2 separate regions of the Mus musculus genome follow, and region 1 is linked to region 2. A link is a loop called in an ENCODE intact Hi-C map of the cell type or tissue named here. Cell type or tissue: gastrocnemius. All regions are shown on one strand. Links, peaks and the distances in the headings refer to the core of each region. The heading gives the core; the rest is flanking DNA.

Region 1 (11,140 bases), core at 1,429-9,428, 130 kb after region 2:
TCCAAGACTGAATCAGGAAGATTGAGGGATGGAAATCAGCCTAGGGTACACAAGAAGACCCTGTCTCAAAAACTTTAAAAACATTCTTGAGAACCCATTATTATTTCTAATGCTAACGGAGTTGCTTCTAGAGATCTGGATAAAAACATCAGCTGCACCGTCTGAAAAGCATACACACATAAAAAATGAAATTATGAAAAAAATAAAATGAGTAGCAGTCAAATTAGTAAGCCCCCCCCCACCCCCCGAGCTGGCCAGTGAGTCACCACTCCTCATTCTCCCATTCCTATCATCCCCACTCGACCCCTCTTTGTTCAGCCCAGACAGGAAATTGGGGAAGGGACGCTCCTGGACAAAGGGACCATCCTTTCTGAAGGCAGGACCTGGAAGAGATGCCTGCCCATGTGCCTGTCAGTGATAGGAAAAGTTCCCTGACAGAGGCAGGGAATCTGGGGCAGGGAGAAGTGCTGGACCTCAGAGTCAGAGTCAGTTTTACTCGTGTGTGTGTGTGTGTGTGTGTGTGTGTGTGTGTGTGTGTGTGTGTCCCTAACCCTTACCCTGTGCTTATGCTGTGCAGATTCCAGTGAGATCAATCTATGGTCTTCTTCCTCAGTTTTCCCGGAACGCAATGGATCAGGCTGAACTAGAACTCATAAAGATCTGTCCGCCTCTACCTTCCAAGTGCTGGGATTAGAAAAGGTGTGTGCCACCACGCCCAGGCCACTCTTTTAAAGAATCCTTTCACTGGGGCTGTAGAAATGGCTCTGTAGTTAAGAGTACCTGTTGCTCTTTTAGAAGGCCCGAGTTCTGTCCCTAGCACTCACTCTGGGCCACTTGCAGCTGCCTGCCATCCTAGCTCCAGGAGATCCGATGCCTTCTGACTACTGCAGGCTTCTGCACACACGTGACTATAATTACACTGACACATATACGTAAATAAAAGGGGTTTTATTTGTCTGTTTTTGTTTCTCGAGACAGTTTTTCTCTTTGTAGTCCTGGCTGTCCTAGAACTCACTCTGTAGACCAGGCTGGCCTCGAACTCACATTAAATCCGCCTGCCTCTGCCTCCCTAGTGCTGGATTAAAGGCGTGCACCACCACTGCTCCTCTAAATAAAGGTTGTAAGAGAAGTGTCTGCTCTGCAGATAATTCTTGCAAGGCCCAAGACCATCAGAGCAGGGAAGGACAAACAGCTGGGTGACAGACAAAGCACAGCCTATGGTCAGCAAGCTGCCCCTTTTCTCAACTATAGTTCTGGGAACACACAATCTCATTGGATACAAAGGAAGCCCATGGCATCTCACTCCTCATTATAACTCTCCCGGGAGCAGCTAGCCTTGCCTACTCAACTCTGTCTTCCCGAGGTTCAGCGCTTCTAGCTGAGGAGTCACCATGAATGTGGTCATTGTGTCACCTGGGCTCTTTTGATGAATAAGCATCTTTCCTCTTTTGGGGGTGGTTGTTATCAGCTGCATGGAAATATATTGATCTTCTAAAGAAGGTAGCTATACTCCTTAAGAGAGGACCCTTATTTATGAAGAAGGTAGTAAGACACTATCTGGAGTGCACTCTGTTTAATAGTTTTCTGTTTGGTCTCACACTGCCCCTCCAATGTAAGGCTGAGAATGAGTTAACAACCACCTGGAAAGACTGCACGTTCTCCATTGTCAGCCCAAGAAGCAGGAATTCTCCACAAACTTGAAGCCCTGGTGCCAATGAGGCCCTGTTGCTCTCAGATTCCTAAATTCTGGTAGCTCTCAATATTTAATTCATTTTCCCCCCATTTTTCCAGATACAACCGATTCTAAAATTTCCAAGCTTTTCATTGATACTATTTCCAAGCCCAGTGGTACACATTTCTAATCCTACCTTTTAAGGTAGGCTCAGGAGGATTATTTGAGCCCAGGAGGGTTGGTTTTGTTTTTGGTTTTGTTTTTTGTTTGTTTACTTTTAGATAGGGTTTCTCTCTGTAGCCCTGGCTGTCCTGAAACTACCTCTGTGGACTAGGTTGGCCTTGAATTTACAGAGATCCACCTGCCTCTGCCTCCAGAGTGCTGAGATTAAAGGCATAGACCGCCACCTGGCATTGAGCCCAGGAGTTTGACATGACCTTGCGCAATATAGCTAGATCCTGTCTTCTAAAAAAATTTGTGTGTGTTATTGTTGTTGGATCAAACACAGGATGCTGATAGACAAGTATTCTACCGCTGAGCTAGCCCAGTGAGTGCAATTAGGTTTGGTTTATAAAATAATCTCAAAGGCTGGAGAGATGGCCCAGCAGTTAAGAGTATGTACTGTTCTTACAATAAGCCAAGCTGTGTTTTCAGGATCCACATCAGGTAGCTCACAACCACCTGTAACTCCAGTTACAGAGGATCAGAACCCCTCTTCTGCCGTATGGGCAACTTCGTGAACATGCACCTGCACCCACATGTGCACGTAGCTACTTGAACACACACACACACACACACACACAATTTGAAAATACAATCTTAAAAAATAAAAGGCTGTCAACCAGGTGTGGTGACATGTGCCTGTAATTCCTGCCCTTTGGAGGTGGTGGCAGTAGAGTTAACATTTCAAGGCTACACAGCTCATTTGAGGTCACACTGGAATACATAGGATCTGATATCTTTCAAAGTTTATTTTATTTTTATATGTATAGGCCCATGTAAGTGTATGCTGTATGTGTGCACACCTGTATGGCCTTGGAGGCCAGCTGGAGTTACAAGCAGTTGTGAGCTGACCAATGTGGGTATTAGGACCCAAACTCATGTCTTCTGGAATAGTGCCAATTACTCTTCACCACTGAGCCCTCTGGCCTCCTACTTTAAATAAAAAAAAGGTTGGAGAGATGTTTACATGTTTAAGAATGCTTCCTGCTTTGTCAAGGACCTGAGTTTAATTGCCAAAGCCCATGTCTGACAGCTTCTAACTGCCTGCAACTCCAGCTCCAAGGGGTCTGAAGCCCTCTTCTGGCATTGAAGGATACCTACATAGGTATGCAGATACATACACACATAAACACACATGTAATTAAAATAATAAATCCTTTAAAAATATTTTTGTTCCTTAATTTAAACTCATATTTGTATAACACCACGTCTTATATAATTTGTGCTGCCATAACAGAATACTTTCAAGTCTGAGTCATTTATAAGAAGCTAGAAATTTTTTTCTCACAGTCCTAGCAAGCCCAAGATCAAGGCACAAGCTTGGCGTTTGGTGGGGGCTGCTGTCTCTTCTAAGAGAGAGTCTTGAAGACTGCATCCTTCAGAGGGATGGAATCCTATGTCCTCACAAGGCAGAAGGTTTAAGGGCAAATGGAATATATCCTTTTTAAAACTGTATTGGTCCATTCTTAAGTGCAGAGCCACCATGGCCGTAACTTCCCAAAGACCCCACCTCTCAATACTATTTCCATGGGGACTAAGTTTCTGACACAGGTGTTCAGAACAATGGCACCAACACATTAAGCACATCAAATTTGTAATTTGGTTTTTATAATGGTATCACTGAAAGCAATATTTTACTCAGGATTCTTTGATCTACATAAAACTAAGAAGTCTGGAGTCAGAATCTTAGGGCATCTTAAAGCTCAGGTTTTATTTTATCTTTTTTATTTGTTTCCTTTGGCTGTTTTTTGTTTGTTTGTTTTCTCTTTTTTGTTTTTTTTTTGTTTTTGTTTTTGTTTTTTTGAGACAGGGTTTCTCTGTGTAGCCCTGGCTGTCCTGGAACTTACTCTGTAAACCAGGCTGGCCTCGAACTCAGAAATTCGCCTGCCTCTGCCTCCCAAGTGCTGGGATTAAAGGTGTATGCCATGTATCAAAAGATGGCCTAGTCGGCCATCACTGCAAAGAGAGGCCCATTGGACTTGCAAACTTTATATGCCCCAGTACAGGGGAACGCCAGGGCCAAAAAGGGGGAGTGGGTGGGTAGGGGATTGGGGGGGTGGGTATGGGGGACCTTTGAGATAGCATTGAAAATGTAAATGAGGAAAATACCTAATTAAAAAAAAAGGTGTATGCCACCACCGCCCAGCCCTTTGGCGCTCTCTCTCTCTCTCTCTCTCTCTCTCTCTCTCTCATTTGTTTATTTATTTTACATATATGAGTACACAGTCACCAACACACAAGAGGGCATTGGATCCAATTACAGATGGATGTGAGCCACTATGTGGTTTCTGGGAATTGAACTCATGACCTCTGGAAGAGCAGTCAGTGCTCTTAACCCCTGAGGCATCTCTCCAGCCCCTTGCTTTTAACTCTTGATTTCCTGCCTTTACTTTCCAAGTGCTGGGGCAACAGGCGAGTTATATTAAAGTTCAATACAAGATTGTTTTCCCCTTTTCTCTCTTAAAAAAAAATTAAGAGAGGGTCTAGCTAGCCCTAGCTGGCCAGGCACTCACTCTGTACATCAAATTGCCCTTGGACTCAAAGAAACCTGCCTGCCTCTGCCTTCTGAGTGTCAGAATTAAAGGCACGTGCCACGTGGATAGCTCAAAGTTCAAGGTTTTAAACATGTCTGAGTCGGCCTGTAGCTTCCAGTTTGCCAAAAGTTGAAGGGGAGAGAGGAGGTGTGTGTGTGTGTGTGTGTGTGTGTATGTGTGTGTTTGAAGGCCAGATGTAGTAGCAAATGTCTTTAATCCTAGCACTCAGAAGGTAGAGAGAGGCAGATTTCTGTGAGTTTAAGACTATCCTGGTATATATAATGAGTTCCAAGACAGCCAGAGATATACAGTGACTCTTGTCTTAAAGTACAAAACAAAACAAAACACCCAAATCAAACCAACAATAAAATCCGACAATTTAAAATGCATTCTTACCAACTCCTAGCCTCCATCAATTCAGAAGATAGCATCTGAAACCCATGGAAAGGGTTTCCCCATATTCTGTAATGTTATTACCAGTGGTCCCTATCGTATGATATATGGCTCTCTTTGTTCTAAATCTAATGCAATCTTCATGTAACCACTTAACAGTTCTATGTGTTATTTGGAGAAACTTGTATCTATCTGTTCCTGGGCTCAAGTCCTCCTTTTTGGCTCTAGCATAAACTCTTGTACATCCTCTTTGAGGAGAGAACTATGGTTTTTCATGCTATTCTCTGAAGATATTTAAATCTACCACTCAAGATTTTAGTTCATCTTATTGTATTTATTTAGAGACATGTTCTTATTAAGTTGCTCTGACTGGACTGAACTCATTATGTACACCAGGCTTGGCTCAATCTCTACCTCCTAAATGCTAGGATTAAAGAAATATGTTGGAAAACAACAACAACAAGAGAGACTTTGAAAGAGAGACGGCAACTTAGTGTGGGGAGGTCCGTAGAGTACAACACAATTTACTGCTCTCTCACTGCAGAGTGATCTATTTTCTACTACGGTCAAACTTAACGTTCCTTACTACATAGAAAGGAAAAAACTGGTTCCACTTTTTTGAAGGGAGTTAAATCAGGCATGGTAATACAAGCCTGTAATCCCAGCATGTAGTAGGCAGAGGCAGGAGGATCAGTATTTTAGGTCAGCCTGGGCTACATAAGCATGATAGGCTAAAAAATAAATTATAAATTGGATAATATATTTTAAAAAATAGTGTTTTGCAGACAACAATTCCACATCTGTGGTTTGTGTCAACTCCCCACGTGGCCTAACCACAAAAACCCAGAGAGCCTGAGAAACAGTTAAATCCAGGAACCTCCCTTTCTAACTCAGGTTTCTACCCGAGTCCACAGAAGGGATCGGAAGTGGCGTACTGCCGAGGGGAGGAGCAAACTGCCAGCCGATTGGCCAGCTGGCCGGAGGAGGATGGTGCATCCGGAATAAGCGCCCCTCCACTTTATTGCCGCTGCCCAGTTACAAGTTCTCTGGGAGTTTGTGCCTGACGGCGGTACCGCAGCCCTGGACCGACCGACGAGATGCCGAACGGAAGCCGCTGCCCGGATTGCGGCTCCTCCGAGCTCGTGGAAGATTCGCATTATTCTCAGAGCCAGCTGGTGTGCTCCGACTGCGGCTGCGTGGTCACCGAAGGGGTCCTAACTACCACCTTTAGCGACGAGGGCAACTTCAGGGGTACTGGTCTTGAACCCGGGGATCGCCAGCCTTGGGCGGTGGAGTCCTTAAACCCAGCTCCCTCTTTCCAGCCTCCTCCCTTTCTTGGCCATGCGCACAGTTAAATGTGAGAGAATTGGGCTTAAGTAAACAGATGAGCTGGAGGAGGGTGCGATCCATCTGATTTCCCAGTACCTACAACGGTGTCTGGCATTGGGTGGGTATATTGGTTGGTGAATGAACGAAACGATAAAGGTTTCATTCGTCTTGTCAGACCTAGTCAGTGTTGAAGGAGTGCCGGTAAATTATTTGAAAATAACAACACGAACCATCATCTCCTAGCAGGTTTTAGCACTAATTGGCAACTTGCTCTCCTCTGCGTTCCACGCCATTGCTCTAGTACAGCGGTTCTCAACCGGTGGGTGGTGACCGCCGTGGTGTCCACAGAATCTTTCACAGGAGTCCCCTAAGACCATCCTGCATATAGGCGGTTTACATTATGATTCATAATGCAATTCATAATTCTCTTTTTTTTCTGTAGCTAATGCAATCTTCGTGTAACCATTACAAAATTACAGTTATGAAGTAGCAACGAAAATAATGTTAAGGTTGGGGGTCACCACAACGTGAGGAACTGTATTAAAGGGTGGCAGCATTAGGAAGGTTGAGAACCACTGCTCTAGCCCTTGGCTAATGCAGCCCTCAAAAGTGAATGTATCAGAGAAATTATTGGAAAATCAGAATTGCCAGTGCAGCTTTTAAAAATACAGTTCTGTCCTATTACTTTTACATAGATGGGTATCTTCTCTGAGGTAGAAGTAGATACACAGTCATTTGAAATCTCCCTGGCCTTATGCAGTCAGAGGGCAAGGAGGAGGTGAACGAAGGCCAGCTGGGTAATTTGTTGTTTGCTATTTTACAGAAGTGACATATTCTCGAAGCACTGGGGAAAACGAACAAGTTAGTCGCTGCCAGCAACGAGGTGAGAATCAAACTTTTTTCCCCCTTAAATTTCAGCTTTGCTTTTATTTATGTCACTGTTTAATGTTTTGATATTATGTGTATGGGTGTTCTTACTGCATGTATGTGTGTGTGTGCAGCATGTGCATGCCTGGTGCCCATGGAGTTAGAAGAGGGGGTTGGATCATCTGGAATTGCAGTTATAGATGGTCGTGAGCAGCCCTGTGGATGCTGGGAAGCAAACCCCAGGTCGTCTACAAGAGCAATAGTGCCTTTTAACTGCTGAGCCATCTCTCCAGCCCAGAGCATCAACCTTTTTTTTTCTTTTCTTTTCTTTTTTAAATATATTTTTTTATTACGTATTTTCCTCAATTACATTTCTAATGCTATCCCAAAAGTCCCCCATACCCTCCCCTCAACTCCCCTACCCACCCATTCCGGAGCATCAACCTTTTATGACACCGTGGCCTTAAAGACTTTTTTGTTTTGTTTTTGTTTTTCAAGACAGGGTTTCTCTGTGTAGCCCTGGCTGTCTTGGAACTCCCTCTGTAGACCAGGCCTGCCTTGAACTCAGAAATCCTCCTGCCTCTGCCTCCCAAGTGCTGAGATTAAAGGCGTGCGCCACCAACACCCGACTGAGATGGTTGTTTTGATGACCTAGTCTGTCTGTGTGTCCTTGTTTTCAGTGTTACTGGCGTCAGGCAGGCTGCGAGAGAACAGTTGTTAATGTGGCGTGTGCCTACAATCTCGGCACTCTGGGGTTGAGGCAGGAGGATAGAGTTTGAGGTCAGCCCAGCCTACATACTGAGTGTGTATTAAAAACTAAAAGGCATAGAGGTAGAGGAAGGTTTGGGTCTGCACAGAGAGCCTGAGTAAAAGCATGGCTTTGGAGCTAGGGGTAGGTCGGTGATAGAATATGTACCTATCATGTGTAAGGCTTGAGGTTCAATCCCCAGCACCAAAAAGAAAAAAAAAAGGAAAAAAAAAAAGAAAGAAAAGAAAAGACATTTTGCCTTGTCCATAAGTTAAAATACGAAGGTGGTGGATTGAATGTGACCTTTCTACAAGTGTTGTGCACCATTGGAAGGACCATGGTTCTAAAGGGCTAAGAATGTAGCTCGGTGATTAAAAGGTGTGCCCAGCATGGTTGAGGATCTCATGTAACTCCAGCTCCACAAAACACACGCCATATCAGGTGTCCTGTTAGCACAGAAGGGCATATTATTTGTGCATCTGGTATATATGGCAAGTTTAACAGAAGTCAATTAAGCCCTAGCAGAACTTGCTAGCAGTTGTACACTACTCTCTTTGACCTCTCTGCTTCCTGCATGTTTTCCTAGATCTCCGTCGAGTAAGAGACCTGTGTCGGATTCTGAAGCTGCCGCTAACGTTTGAGGATACAGCAATCTCCTACTACCAGAAGGCATATCAGCTGTCTGGGATCCGAGCTGCCAGGCTGCAGAAGAAGGAAGTGTTAGTCGGATGCTGTGTTTTAATCACCTGTCGGCAACATAACTGGCCCCTCACCATGGGAACCATCTGCACACTGCTCTATGCCGATCTGGACTTGTTTTCTGGCACCTACATGCAGATGGTAAAGCTCCTGGGGCTGGATGTGCCCTCCCTGTGCCTGGCAGACTTGGTGAAGTCTTACTGCAGCAGGTACTGGTCTAGGAGGAACACCGGGCTGGGCTGGATCCCGGGCATCTTTCACCCAGAGCCTGTCTCAAAGGATGGGAGGGTCTTTCCTGTTTTGTGCTTACTACTAATGCAATTTATACATGTTAATACTGTTTATACTGTTCCAAAACGTTGTAATTTCAAATCCCTTTTCCATCATAGGAGTGTGATAATTACAAAAAAAGAAAAAAAAAAAAGCCTGTTAGCCAGCCTTGGCATAGTACTGCTGAGCTGTCATTTCCTGCTTTATGAACGGCAGTCGATGGAATTACATGGCAGGGGCTACGTCATGTGCAGTGACCCTGTTCCAGCAGGGTCACCTCTATATGGAGTCCAAAGATGCCAGTTAATGGTGGGTCAGGGTCAGAAGCTAAGGCTTTACTGGGTTTTGGTCACTGTTTTGTTTAGACAGTCTCACACAGCCCAGGCTGCCCTTGCACGCATGGCTTTCTTGTCCCTATCCTCCCAGTGCTGGGATTACAAGTGTGCACCACTGTCCTTAGCCTGCCTTTGTTTTGCTTTGTTTTAATAAATTAGTTTTTTTTTTTCTCACTAGTATACTTTAAAACAAAACCACAAAGTGGCTGAACAAGTATGTTAGCACACATTCTTATTTGTTGTTGTTTTTTTCGAGACAGGGTTTCTCTGTGTAGCCCTGGCTGTCCTGGAACTCACTCTGTAGACCAGGCTGGCCTTGAACTCAGAAATCCTCCTGCCTCTGCCTCCCAAGTGCTGGGATTAAAGGTGTGCGCCACCACCGCCTAGCCAATGGCACACACTCTTAATCCCAGCACTTGGGTGACTGAAGCAAGAGGCTCAGGAGTTCTAGGCCAGCCTGGATAACATGGTGAGACCCTATATTTAAAAACAAAACAAAACAAAACAAAAAGCAAAACACCAGTAATGGTTGGAACTTGGTCATATCCTAAGTAGATGCTGGTAACAGCACACTTTCCATAGAGCGATCAAGGACGTTGGAACTGTGCAAGAGGAAGGCGCTCAACTCTGTTAGTGCCCTTCACCTGGCAAACGTCTGCCCCCTTTCCTCAGTCCCTCTCCCCAGCAAGCTTGGGTGTCTCCAGGACAAACAGCTTCCCAATCAGCCTTGGGAGGACGACACTTCTCACCCTGAAAGGGCACCGTGATCATTCATTCACTTGACCCTCACTTTGGTGTTTCAGCTTCAAACTGTTCCAAGCGTCCCCGTCCGTGCCAGCCAAATACGTGGAAGACAAAGACAAGATGCTGTCTCGAACCTTGCTGTTGGTGGAGCTAGCAGATGAGACGTGGCTAGTGACTGGACGGCATCCCTTGCCCATCATCACTGCAGCCACCTTCCTGGCATGGCAGTCTCTGCGGCCTTCAGACCGGCTGACCTGCTCTCTTGCCCAGTTTTGTAAATTGGCGAATGTGGACCTGCCCTACCCAGCTGCCTCTCGCCTGCAGGAGCTCCTGGCCGTGCTCCTTCAGATGGCCGGCCAGCTGGCCTGGCTACAGGTTCTAAAACTTAACAAGCGGTCGGTGGTGAAACACATTGGTGACCTTCTCCAGCACCGCCACATGCTGGTCCGAACGGCTTTTCGAGATGGAACAGCAGAAGTGGAGACCCAGCAGCAGCAGCAGCAGCAGCAGGGACAAGGACAAGGACAGCAGGACGAGGTGGGGGATGGTCCCTTCGATTTGCCCAAGAGGAAACGTCCCGCCAGTCCCACTCCCCTCCTGCCCCCCTGCATGTTGAAGCCCCCCAAGCGGACCCACACCTTGCCCCCCGAATCTGCAGTGACTGGCGATGAGGATATTTCAGATAGTGAAATAGAGCAGTATTTGCGCACCCCTCAGGAAGTTAGAGACTTTGAGAGAGCCCAAGCTGCTAGCCAGGCAGCCATGCGTGTCCCTAACCCTCCCTGATGCACGTTCTTTAAGGTGTCTTCAGTTCTGACTGCAATTTATTAACAGGCCTGTTGTGTTGCAAGAAATGACTCTTGGCTTTTCTTTTTTAAAGAAACCAAGAGTAGCCTTGCAGTTAATTGGACCAAGGTCCTAGAGAAGATGGGAGGCAGATGCGATGACTATGGTGGTGGGGTAGGGAAGTCCTGACCCGTGGTGCAGGTCACTGAGCCAGCTGTCTATACAGTCCAGGATGAATCCTTCCTAAGACTGTTAAGGAGTCTGTCTGTCCAGCTCTCTTCTACCCTAGTGTGCAGTAAACGCATTGCTGGGGTGAACGAGCTGCATCCTAGTGCTATCAACCATTCCATGAGCAGGAGCAGCAGTTCCTGGCTGGTGTCTGGTCTAGGCTCTAGTGGTTTGCAGTATTCATAAGACCCTTACATCATTAACAAAAGGACCATGGGTGGGCGACAGCTGTCGCTCAAAGAGTTTTGCAAGATTTTAATATATTAAAACAAAGAGGCATCTGCTGGAAAACATTCTATTGTATAAAACCAGA
Region 2 (11,140 bases), core at 1,558-9,557:
AGAACTGAAGGGCAGGGGGTGTCTATGGAATCGCTGCATTCTATAGATGTGCCCCTGGTTCTTAGAATCATGTCTCCCCTCAGCATCACTGAACTATTAAGTAAAACTGGCAAATAAAAATCTTACGCACTTAAGCAAGATGCCACATGCCTATTATCCCAGCCCTCAGGAGGCTGAGACAGGAGATCACCAGTATTGAGGCTAGCCGGGGCTATATACAGTAAGATCCTATCTTAAAGAAGAGGAGGAAGAGAGAAAAAGGAAAGGAGAGGGAGACATAGAGAGAGAAGAAAGGAGGCAGAAGCACCTAGTCGGAGTACACAGAATGTGATGATCTGCTGTCACACTAGGAAATGTAAAATAAATCCCACAATTAGAGCAACCAGCCTACGTCTCTCGGATGTCTGCCTGTGTACGGAAGGATATGGCTACAGTTGCCCTGAGCTGATTTCTAGTAAACACTGCAGAGTTAATTATAGCCACTGATGAGTACACCCCTGGAATTTACCCCTCTCATAACTGAAAGTCTGTGCCAAACCTCTAGTCCCCTAACTCCCAACATAGCCACTCTCTCTTACACCTGAAAGTCACCCTCCAGCCTCCGCCCCTCCTCCCCCTCCTTTGTGATGTCAGATCCTCTTGCAGAGTTCCCCTTCACTGAGCTTCCCCCTCCGAGCCTCTAGGCTTTTATTTTAATTTAGGGAGAGGTTCCTGTGGAAGCAAGGAAAGGCCACCCCTTCAGCTAGAATGATGGTGGAATGATGACGGACAGAGGTCCAGGGGCTAAAGAACAGACCTTTCCAAGTGCAGCAAGCACTTTTTTTTTGCTGTTTTGGTTTTTTGTTTTGCACTACCACGCCTGGCTAGCAAGCATGTTTTAACCTCGGAACCATCTCTTAAGCCCCATGCTTGTATCCCACCGTCAGCTGTATCGTCACCTGAATCCCATCCTTCCAAGTCACACTATCTTCCTAGTTGCAGGGCATGCCTTAAATAAAAACCAAGAGGCTGCAAAGGTAGCTTGGAGTGCTCTACCCAACCCCCTTCCAATTCAGTCGTATGTCCTGGAACCTACTATATATTGTTTCAAACACTTTAAATGGAAGCTCGGGTGCATGTCAGACGGGGACCATTATCTCCTTGCCACCTCGATATCCAAGCTCTCTCATTCGGCCCTTAATAATATCCTCAGCTGTAACTTCTCCCCTCTGTGTGACTAAGACCTCGGGACATCAAGTCACCGGCATCAGCGTCCAGCCCACCTCCCCTCTTCCCAGCACTGACGGAGTTAAACACTTGGCAGCCACCTCAAGGTCAGCTTCCCAGACAGAGACTTTTTTTTTAATTTCTCTGATAGGGTCTCGCTATGTAGGTCTGACTGACCTGGAACTTATTATGTAGACTGTAGACCAGGCTGGCTTCAAACTCACAAAGATTCTCCTGTCTCTGCACCATTACATTCAACTTTACCCCTTACAAAACAGTGTCATTTACACCTGCCACCCTACCTACCTGCCTGCCTGATTATTAATTAACCTTACCCAGGTACTATGAGGTATGACCACCCAAACAACTTCTGTAGGTTTAGAAGTCAAACATCCATCCTTGGTGGGTGTTCACTAGATCCTGTTTATGACATTGCTAGCAATCTTAAAGACTCCCAGGTTCAAATCTTCTTGTGGGACACTCCCTTCAGAAATGTCCTAGGTTACCAAAGGCTTAATGACCACTGACCAGAGTCCCAGGAATGGAGATGGTTCAGGCCACCTGTTGTGCCCTGGTCTCCAGAGGCAGCTGCTTCAAAGCCATTCTCAGCTGAAGTAGCTTCCTGTAGTATTTCTTCATGTAGAGCTTGCAGCCCCTTACAGGTCAAGTCACATGCCAAGGAGTATAGGAAGCTTAAGTTCAAGAAACCTGACTTTATGCCTGGATATGAGATCTACTTTGCCAGACTCCTAAAGATCTGGAAAGGCAAGGAAAAAAGCCGTGTGTGTGTGTGTGTGTGTGTGTGTGTGTGTGTGTGTATACATATATGTGTATATATGTGTGTGTGTGTGTGTGTGTGTGTATACATATATGTGTATATATGTGTGTGTGTGTGTATACATATATGTGTATATATGTGTGTGTGTGTGTGTATACATATATGTGTATATGTGTGTGTGTGTGTGTGTGTGTGTGTGTGCGTGTATGGGCTTTGTTTGTGTGTTGTTTATCCCTTTCCCTTGTAACTCCTGAGTACTCAAAATGGAATGTGAGCCAATCAAGCATATAATGGTTAGGCAGATGACTCAGTCCTGATTCAAGCTCATGGGCTTTATACGCCCATAGATCCAGAGGACAGAGTAGACCTCAGGGTGATTCACTTGACCTTGAACTCCCAGCTGGCCCCTGATACAAGTAAGAAAATTCAAAAGTTAGATGGATTTGCAGAGAATAGATGAGAGCAAAGAGAAATAGCCCAAAGGGTATTCAACAGCTGTTAACCCCGGAATTACCAACACTCAGTAAGGTGAGGCAGGAGGATCTCTGTGTAGCCCTGGCTCTCCCGTAACTCACCCTGTAGACCTCTGCACTCGGATTCCGTATCTCGTTGGGGTGCTAAGTGATGAGAAACATTCTGGAGCAAATGGGTCAAGCTTCTGCCCTTTAGCAGAGGCGACCTGGAATGAATGGCCTTTGGGAAAAGATCCCACTCCTTAAATTAACTGGCTTTGGCAGAAACAAGCAAGTCTTTCCTCGAGCTATGGACTGTGTGACACACAAACAACAACAACAGCAACAAAAATCTGACAAGGGCCAGCTGGCTTTGGGGACCTGACACTGCTTTCTTTCAGTTAAGAAGCAAATGCTACACTCTAAGGAAACCCCTTCCTCTTCAAAGACAACGGGAACTACCTGGTCTGCCAACGGACACTTCGCAGACCACAGTGAGAAGTGGATCAGAGTGCATTACAAACAGTACTGGCTATTGCTACCCAGCTAACCTGTTCATCCAGAAAGGGACGGGCAAGAGAGAAAATAAACGTTTCCCAGAGCCTTTAGGTCTGTATCGGTGCCTATAAAAAATAAAAATAAAAAATACACCCTGATTCACACCTCGCCTAAAAGGACTCAACTCTCTGTGAAACTTTGTGCTCAACACAAAGTTCTGCGAAAAGACAAAGGGGCAACAGCGTGAACTAAAAAGTGGCCAGCGGGGTTGAAGAACTCCAGTAACGGGAGGCCAGAAGCCTGCAGAAAACTTTTCCTTTGGGCCGTTTCTAATAAGAGGGAGCCGGCTTTCTCCCCCTGCCCTGCTTGCTACTTCTTGCTGAGTGTAGGAACTCAGCATGACGATGCACAACAGACACGTGCTCAAGCAGCGAGGCCTTGGTGCTGTGTCCTGAAGATCACAGAACCCAGTGGACACTGACTGAGCTCCAAGATCCCTTCATCGGTGCCTTGGTTCTGGGATCTGGCTGTGCTCCCTGGTGCAGGGACAGCTGCCCGAGAAAATAGGCATGTGGCCCGGCTGCGCCAGCAGTAGCCCAAGGTTCATCACCGCGCCAGGATTCCTCTTGTTTTTGAGTTGTAAGAGGAGTAGTTGGGGGAGGAGACCGGGGAGGGGAGAAGCGCAAAAGTGGGTGGGAGCGGCGCGAGGATTGGGAGGGAAGTAGTGAGCCACGAGGATTTCATCATGCAAACAGGCGGGTAGGTTTCATCAGCGTCTATACTGGGGCTCCAGGGCAAGCTGGGAATGCCTGGTTCCCGGAGGCCGGCCCCCACCCGCGCCAACTCAGCTTCCTCTTCCTCATCCTCCGCCACTTGGGCCAGTTCAACGCTGTGCCCTGCCCCCCAGGCCCGAGGAACGTGTTGTTCTGCACTACACCAGACGCCGCCCCTGCAGGAATCTCTCTCTTAACACAAGCCACAGGTGGCAGAGAAGCACCCTCAGCGTCCAGCCTCCATTAATGAGCGAGTGTCCAAAGCAAAGAGGGCTGCCTCCGGAAAGGTTAAAAAAAAAAAAAGTGTGCAGGCGTCACTTATTCCAAGGGAGATCAACTAAACTTAATCTCCAGGCCAGCCTCTTTCCCTGATCTTGTCCCACCCCAAACTGCCCTGACACCCACAGAGGTCGCCCTTAAGCACATGGTGGTCCTGGCAGAGTGCCTATCTGTATGCTCAGGGCACTCTGCCGTATCTCCCAGGAAAAGGCTAATAATGCAGGCAGTTTGCAGCCGGGTTCCAGACCACGCTCCACCACACCCAGAAGGCGAGCAACCGAGACGGTGACCCTTCTGCTTTCCCGACGCCCCTCGTCCGTTCTGGCCAGCTACCGAACCCCTCGAATGCCGCCCTCCCCGTCGCACGTGAGACTCCGGATCCCGACGTATCCTCCAGCCCCCCGAGGTCGCCCGTGACCCCGGCCAGCGCCTACCTCCCGGGGTGGTGCTGAAGAGCGTGCCGCCCGGAGTGGTGCTGTAGTCCCCGGGCGGGAGCTGCACGCCATCGCCGAGGGCTACGCGGCGAGTGGGGATGGCCCGGCTGGGAGTCTGGCTGCAGCTGCTGCCCGCCGACATGTCTCCTGCACGCCGCCCACGACCCTCCAGCAACCCCGCGGCACCTCGGCCCAGCCCTTCTCGTGCCCGGCCCGCCCCTTCCGCCTGGGCTCCACGCCCCCTGAGACTTGCGGTCCGCCCGGCCCCACCCAGCCCCAGCCCGCTGCCTGCAAGTGGTTCCCCAGCTGCTGACCTAGGCAGCTTCTGTCCTCTCCAGTGCAGGAACCCCAGTGTGGGCCCCTTGGGTTCCCTGGTTCCTCCCCGAGACTCTGGGAAGATCTAGGTAGGGATGACGGTGGCAGAACTCTCCGATTTGGTGGCAGCGTCTCAGCGCACCAGACCGCCTGCTTTCTATATTAGGATGTGACCTCTCGATCCCAGGCCGATCCTCAGAGAAGAAAGGGTGGGCTGATCCTTCGCCATTCTTAACGTTTCTACAGCTTTTACAGTTTTACAGTTTTTAGGAGTCAGAGCAGCGGCTGCACAGCGCACATTCCTGGACTTGGAAGGAGTAGTGGAAGAGTAAGAGGGACCTAGCCAGCCAGCTAGGAACCGAATATAAATCTGATGAGGAATGGGCAGGATCGAAGCTCTGCGTACTGTGGGCTGGGAGGATTAGAGTTAACCGGTCAAAGATCCGCATAGTACTTGGACTGGGTTCCACTCCAGCACTTTGTCTGGTAGTCACTAGGGAGGGAAGGGAAAATGCATGTCCAATCGGTTACAGTGTCTGTGTCAATCAATCTCCATATGGTAGGAAATGCCTATAATCCCGACCGTGAGGAGGCTGAAGCCCTAGGAGGATCCCAAGTTGACAGCCGAGGGAGGGCCAGAACCCTGTTCTCACTGTTGTCCGGGCTGGCCTGAGAGAACACACTGGGCCACCTTCCTCCCTTTGGGAGAAGCATGTTGAAAGGGGTTTTGCTTTTTGCCTTGTTTGGTTGTTCTAGAGGCCCCAGATTTCCTGGAACTACGATTTCAGGGAAGGGCCTGTTTATAAAGTCCAACATCCAAGTTCAGCATTCAAGTGGTCCACACTTGTCCCAGCAATGAGGAGACTGAAGCAGGAGGATTCTAGCCTGTGCTACCCAGCAAAACCCTGTCTCAGACACAGAAAGAAGAGAGAGAGACTTAAGCTGGGCATGCTAGCTCAGAGAAACTGAGACAGGAGCATTACAGAAAAGCTGAGGGCAGACATGGTTGTGGCGAGTTTGATGCACAGCCTGGGCCAGACATGTTAAGACGCTGTCTTAAACCGTGAAAGAGAGAGAGAAAAAAAAACACGGGGAAGGGGAAGCTTGGAACACAGCTCACTTGGTAGACAGTTTACCACGTATACACTAAGTCCACGGTTAAATCCGAAGCATCAACATAAAAACTGAACGTGGTGGCACTTTGTAAGCTTATAATCCTAGAACTCGGGAAGGGAAGGTTGGGGGATCAGCACTCGGGAGGCAGAGGCAGGCAGATTTCTGAGTTCGAGGCCAGCCTGGTCTACAAAGTGAGTTCCAGGACTGCCAGAGCTACACAGAGAAACCCTGTCTCAAAAAAACAAAAACAAAAAAACAAAAACAAAAACAAAAAAAAAACAAAAAAAAATTGGCCAAGCCAAGCCCAGTGGCTCTCTCTTACAGCTGCCTACAGACCCAAATAAGAAACTCTCATCTACATCTCCAGCACCATGTCTGCCTGTGTGCCACCATGCTCCCTGCCATGATGACAATGGACTAAACCTCTGAAACAGCAAGAAACCTCAATTGAATGTGCTCTTTTATAAGAGTTGCAGTGGTCATGGTATCTCGTCACAGCAATAGAACACTGACTAAGACAGTGTTCTATTACCCCTAAGGCACTTGGATAAGTTGAGGAGTTAAAGATGATTGCCCACAAGCCTACAGCCACAGCTAGGAGGGACCTGAGCCTGAGGGTAAGCACCGTTTCCCTGCCTTGGTAGCTCCATTGAGTAGCTTTCCAGGGAAGATAAGCTTCCCTCCTGGGCTTTGCGAACCACATGGCCCTGAGAATGATCGTTTTAGAGTTTTCTTACAAATTCCCTGCTCAATTCTTTCTCTTGCAGACCCATTTTGCCTATGGTGATTTCTGCCTCTCTCAGAGCAGGCACTCATTCATATCAAGTCTTCTAATGGAATATAAAAGGATATGGGGGATTGAGATGACCAAGCAGATAAAGGTACTTATTGCCAAATCTAACCTGAGTTTCATCCCTATGAGAGCTCGGGAACAGATTCCCATAAAATTACCTCTTCCCTCTACATGAGCTCCATAACATGTTTTTACATGCACCGTATGTACACACACAAAATAAAGGAGTGTAAAATATTTAATGGATGTAAGAAGCTAGGTACGGTGGCCAATACTGGTTCTCCCTGTACTTGGGAGATATAAGCAGGAAGATCAGAAGTTTAAGGTCATCCTGCGCTATAAAACACAATTTAAGTGCAGCCTGGAACATATGACCCTGTCTGAAAGAGGAGGGGGTGGGGGGAGACCCCCCTCACAGACAAGGTCGCACATACTTCTCATGTCAGATGTGGAAGAGGAGATTTCTCACAAGAGCAAAGTTATCCTACTGCAAGGGCTCTACCAGACCAGGTCTGACACTGCCTGTCTGGAGCCAGTGTTCTCAGAAGACTTCAGATTCCAATTCCCAGTGGAGACTGTGTCCTGTGTGTTTTGAAGTGCCGGCTGTCAGTTGACTGCCCACAACACTGCTTCTCTGGCCTGAAGAATATGCCATAGCAGTTCCTCGAACTCAGGGAAGATAATTACGTTCCCCACTTTATTATAAAGAATGTTACAAAGTCTGCAGTGATCCGCCAGACTGGAAGACTCACAGGGCCAAGTCTGAGAGGAATCTTCCTACCTTTCTGGTGTTGTGTAACACTCTACCCCTAATTAAAACATTCCCTGCCTGAGGGAGAAGGGAGACAGGAAAAACTCAGAAAATAAACTTACCTGACTCCGGACGTTCAGGGAAGATTCTTTTCTCTCTTCCTTTCTCTCTCTCTCTCTTCCTTCCTTCCTTCCTTCCTTCCTTCCTTCCTTCCTTCCTTCCTTCCTTCCTTCCTTTCTTTCTTCTCTCTCTCTCTCTCTCTCTCTCCCCTTCTTTCTTTCTCTCTCTCTCTCTTTCTTTCTTTCTTTCTTTCTTTCCTTCTTCCTTTTTTATTTGTTTTATGTACGTAAGTACACTGTCACTGTCTTCAGACGCACCAGAAGAGGTCATCAGATCCCATTACAGATGGTTGTGAGCCACCATGTGGTTGCTGGGAATTGAACTCAGGACCTCTGGAAGGGGGCAGCCAGTGCTTTTAACTGCTGAGTCATCTCTCCAACCCTCAGGGAAGTTTCAAAACACTAAGAAGAAAGTTACAAGTCAAGGGTGGCCACTCCCCTCCAAGTCCTCCCATGTCCCCTCTACCACCTTCCCTCTGAAGTTTCTGTATTCTGGGGTTTGTTTGTTTGTTTTTTTTTTTTTTGGTTGTTTTGTTTTGTTTTAAAGATTTATTTATTTATTATATGTAAGTACACTGTAGCTGTCCTCAGAGACTCCAGAAGAGGGCATCAGATTTCGTTACGGATGTTTGTGAGCCACCATGTGGTTGCTGGGATTTGAACTCGGGACCTTCAGAAAAGCAGTCAGTGCTCTTAACCACTGAGCCATCTCACCAGCCCCCTGTATTCTGTTGTAAACCCAGAGAGTACTGTCAGAATGTGCCTAGCAATAGGTTACCCACTGGAGCATGTGCAACCCATACCTGAGCACATCCCTGAAGGACATTGGCGCACTCCCGCCCCTGAATCCATCAATTCCTGGTAGCTCCGCAGCTAGGGGTAGATTTTCTAACCCCTTCATCCATGCTGGGACTTTGGCTGACTTGATCTTGTGCACATGATGTGATTGCAGACAGAGGTGTTGTGTGTGCACTCCTGTGAGCTCTGGGCCTCCCATGCCCAGAAAATACTATTCCATAGTAGTTGTTCCCTACCTCTGGCTCTTTTGGTCTTTCTGCTCTCTCCAAGATGGATCCCAAGCCTGGGGTAAACAGAGCTAATACAAACCCCCATTTAGTGCTGAGCACTCTATAATCTCTGAGATCCATCTATCTAATCTGTTGTGTTGTTGTTGTTGTTGTTGTTGTTGTTGTTGTTGTTGTTGTTGAAATGATTCTCCCCAGGTAGCCTTGTCTGGCTTGGAACTCACCGTGTAGACCAAGTTGGCCTTGAACTCATGGAGTTCTGCTTGCCTCTGCTCCCAGAATACAGAGAATAAAAGCATGTGCCACCACACCTGGACCACAATCTGTTATTCTCTGCACACTGACCAGTTGTATATCGCTTTGTCCACCATGATCCAGTGAGAAAATACGCTTATCTGGTAAGAATCGTCTCTGATAAGGATCTAGAAATGTCCTAGACTGTGGGATAAAGGTATGTTTGTAGGGGCAGTTTGATACTATGTATTTTTAACAGGATAACAATAATAGGTTTTCCCCTAGGGCCCATGACCTTCCCAGCCAGAGGTTCTGATCCCAGTTAACAGTACCAGGCAGGAATTTCATTTCTGGAATGGGCTTCAATCAAGCCAACAGTAACAGGGAAAAAGTGGAGGGAAGCTTCTGCTGACCTCCTACCCAGCACCCCCTCTAATGGAGCCTCTGCAAGCAACTCCACAACCATTTAACATCACCCTCACTTCACACATAAGGAAAAGGAGATATAAGTTTGGGGGTGAGGGTTAGTCTGCCTATGCCCAAAACCCAAGTTCAAGTATCTTTATTCCCTACTTGATATCCACCACTCCAGTGAGTTCTACATTATGGTATATAATTATGCTGAATAACAGCCATGGTGCTCGTGAAATGAATGACATCTCTACCTGGAAATGGCTATATTTATTTTATTTATTTATTTGTTTAATGTATGTGAATACACTATCACTGTCTTCAGTGACACACCAGAAGAGGGCGTCAGATCTCATTACAGATGGTTGTGAGCCACCAGGTGGTTGCTGGGAATTGAACTCAGGACCTCTGGAAGAGCAGCCAGTGCCCTTAACCACTGAGCCATCTCTCCAGCCCAGGTCTGGTTTCTTGAGACAGGATCTCATGGAGCCCAGACTGGCCTTGAACCTGCCTTTGTAACTCAAGCTGACCTTGAACGCCTGATCTTCCACCTGAACGCTGGGGTTACAGGCATGAATCAGCACAACGGGCAAAGCAGTTGGTTTTCATGTGAAACTAGAGCAACCCCCAGAGAAAAGCAAAGGCAGCAATGGGGGGAAGAACAGGGTTAGGGAGCCGGTGTCACTAGGATGGAATACCGCACTGGAGCCTGAGCAACACACATTGGTGGGAGACTGGAGACTAGAAGGTCACAGAAGGCTCCAGCCGGTTTGGTTCCCACCAAAGCTTCTCTTGCTGACTATTCCTGCCTTCCCCTTCCTGCTCTATTCTCTCTCAGCACAGAGGAGATGCATGCTCTGGTGTCTCTTCATTATCTTATAAAGACACCAACCCCACCGTAGGGCAACCTGATGGCCTTCTAAATCTAATTCCTCTGCAAAGGTCGTACCTCTCAATACTATCACAGGGGTTGAAGACTTGGGCATGTAACTCTACACAGGGGCCTGGAATGGCTCCTTCTCTGGGTGATGACATTGGTCTTCTTCCCAAGACCCTGGTAAGGCCCTAGTGTGACTGCCTTGTCTTCCCTTCATCTGACTCACACTGAATCCCACCATTCATCCTTCCAGCTTCTCATCATCTAACAGGACTGACACTGTTAATAATGACGTAGATTTCCAAGCTGTTGGTAAAGTATCAAGTCCATAAGTATACAGACAGAAGGCAGGCGGATTTCTGAGTTCGAGGCCAGCCTGGTCTACAGAGTGAGTTCCAGGACAGCCAGGGCTACACAGAGAAAACCCTGTCTCGGAAAGCCAAAAACCAAAAACAAACAAAGAAAAGTATACAGAGAGAAAAGTCCTGGGTTCAAATCCACTTTCCATTTCTGTGGACTTTACAAATCACTTTGGAAAAAAAAAAAGGTGACTTGAAAAAAATGTAGAAAAACAGTGCCTGCCTGGGGCCATGGTGGTCTTAAAGGGACTCTAAAAAAAACTCTGCAAAAAACCCTGCCTTCCGGTTCTCAGCCTGGACAGCTGCCCAAGCTCAGACATGTCCATTATCTGAAGCATAAAATAAGGCAAAAGGAGACGTGTATTAAGGGTGTTAGTGTGCTGGGGGCTGTGTACTTCGCAAAGATAACCTGATCCCTACCTAACTCCTGGGTCAGAGGTCAGCACAGACACACGAGAAAGCTTGTGAATAAATAAAAAAAAGAAAGGTTTGGGGATGTGGTAGGAAGGGGTTTGACTGAAATTTTGTTGTTTTGTTTTGTTTTGTTTTGTTTTGTTTTGTTTTGTTTTGTTTCAGCCACGGTGGAGTGTGGAAGTGTAAGAGAAACCCAAGAGGCCATCATCCAAAGAGGGAGGCCCTGGGGTTGCTTTGCAGCCCTGCAGCTACTGGGCCAGGGCGCCCCCTAGTGCCTTCCTGCTTCTCCTGTATTTTGCTTTTGTT

Evidence for each region. Hi-C counts contacts between places; a loop is a spot of excess contacts. Peaks named below come from ENCODE experiments on the same cell type or tissue, not always from the same donor. Only the 100,000 strongest peaks of a DNase experiment are listed, where the experiment ranks them.
Region 1: it touches region 2 in a loop (2.4-fold over the local background); 12 of 42 quality-filtered maps call a loop at or near these places.

What each region holds. Positions count from the first base shown.
Region 1 is chr8:27,123,353-27,134,492 of GRCm38, reverse strand. Brf2 (BRF2, RNA polymerase III transcription initiation factor 50kDa subunit) reads left to right here and starts at 5,861. Exons shown (of 4, transcript NM_025686.2): 1 at 5,861-6,072; 2 at 6,974-7,033; 3 at 8,352-8,673; 4 at 9,873-10,661. The coding sequence starts at 5,919. The coding sequence ends at 10,599. It overlaps Adgra2 (adhesion G protein-coupled receptor A2), which reads right to left. Exons shown (of 19, transcript NM_054044.2): 19 at 11,057-11,140. In gastrocnemius, for the core only: CTCF peaks have their summits at 2,544 and 5,759; DNase peaks (open chromatin) are centred at 5,780 and 6,423; H3K4me3 peaks cover 1,631 bases; H3K27ac peaks cover 1,318 bases.
Region 2 is chr8:27,253,831-27,264,970 of GRCm38, reverse strand. Eif4ebp1 (eukaryotic translation initiation factor 4E binding protein 1) reads right to left here and starts at 4,644. Exons shown (of 3, transcript NM_007918.3): 1 at 4,421-4,644. The coding sequence starts at 4,562. In gastrocnemius, for the core only: no CTCF peak of the experiment used is centred there; DNase peaks (open chromatin) are centred at 3,536, 3,772, 4,331 and 4,584; H3K4me3 peaks cover 3,194 bases; H3K27ac peaks cover 3,938 bases.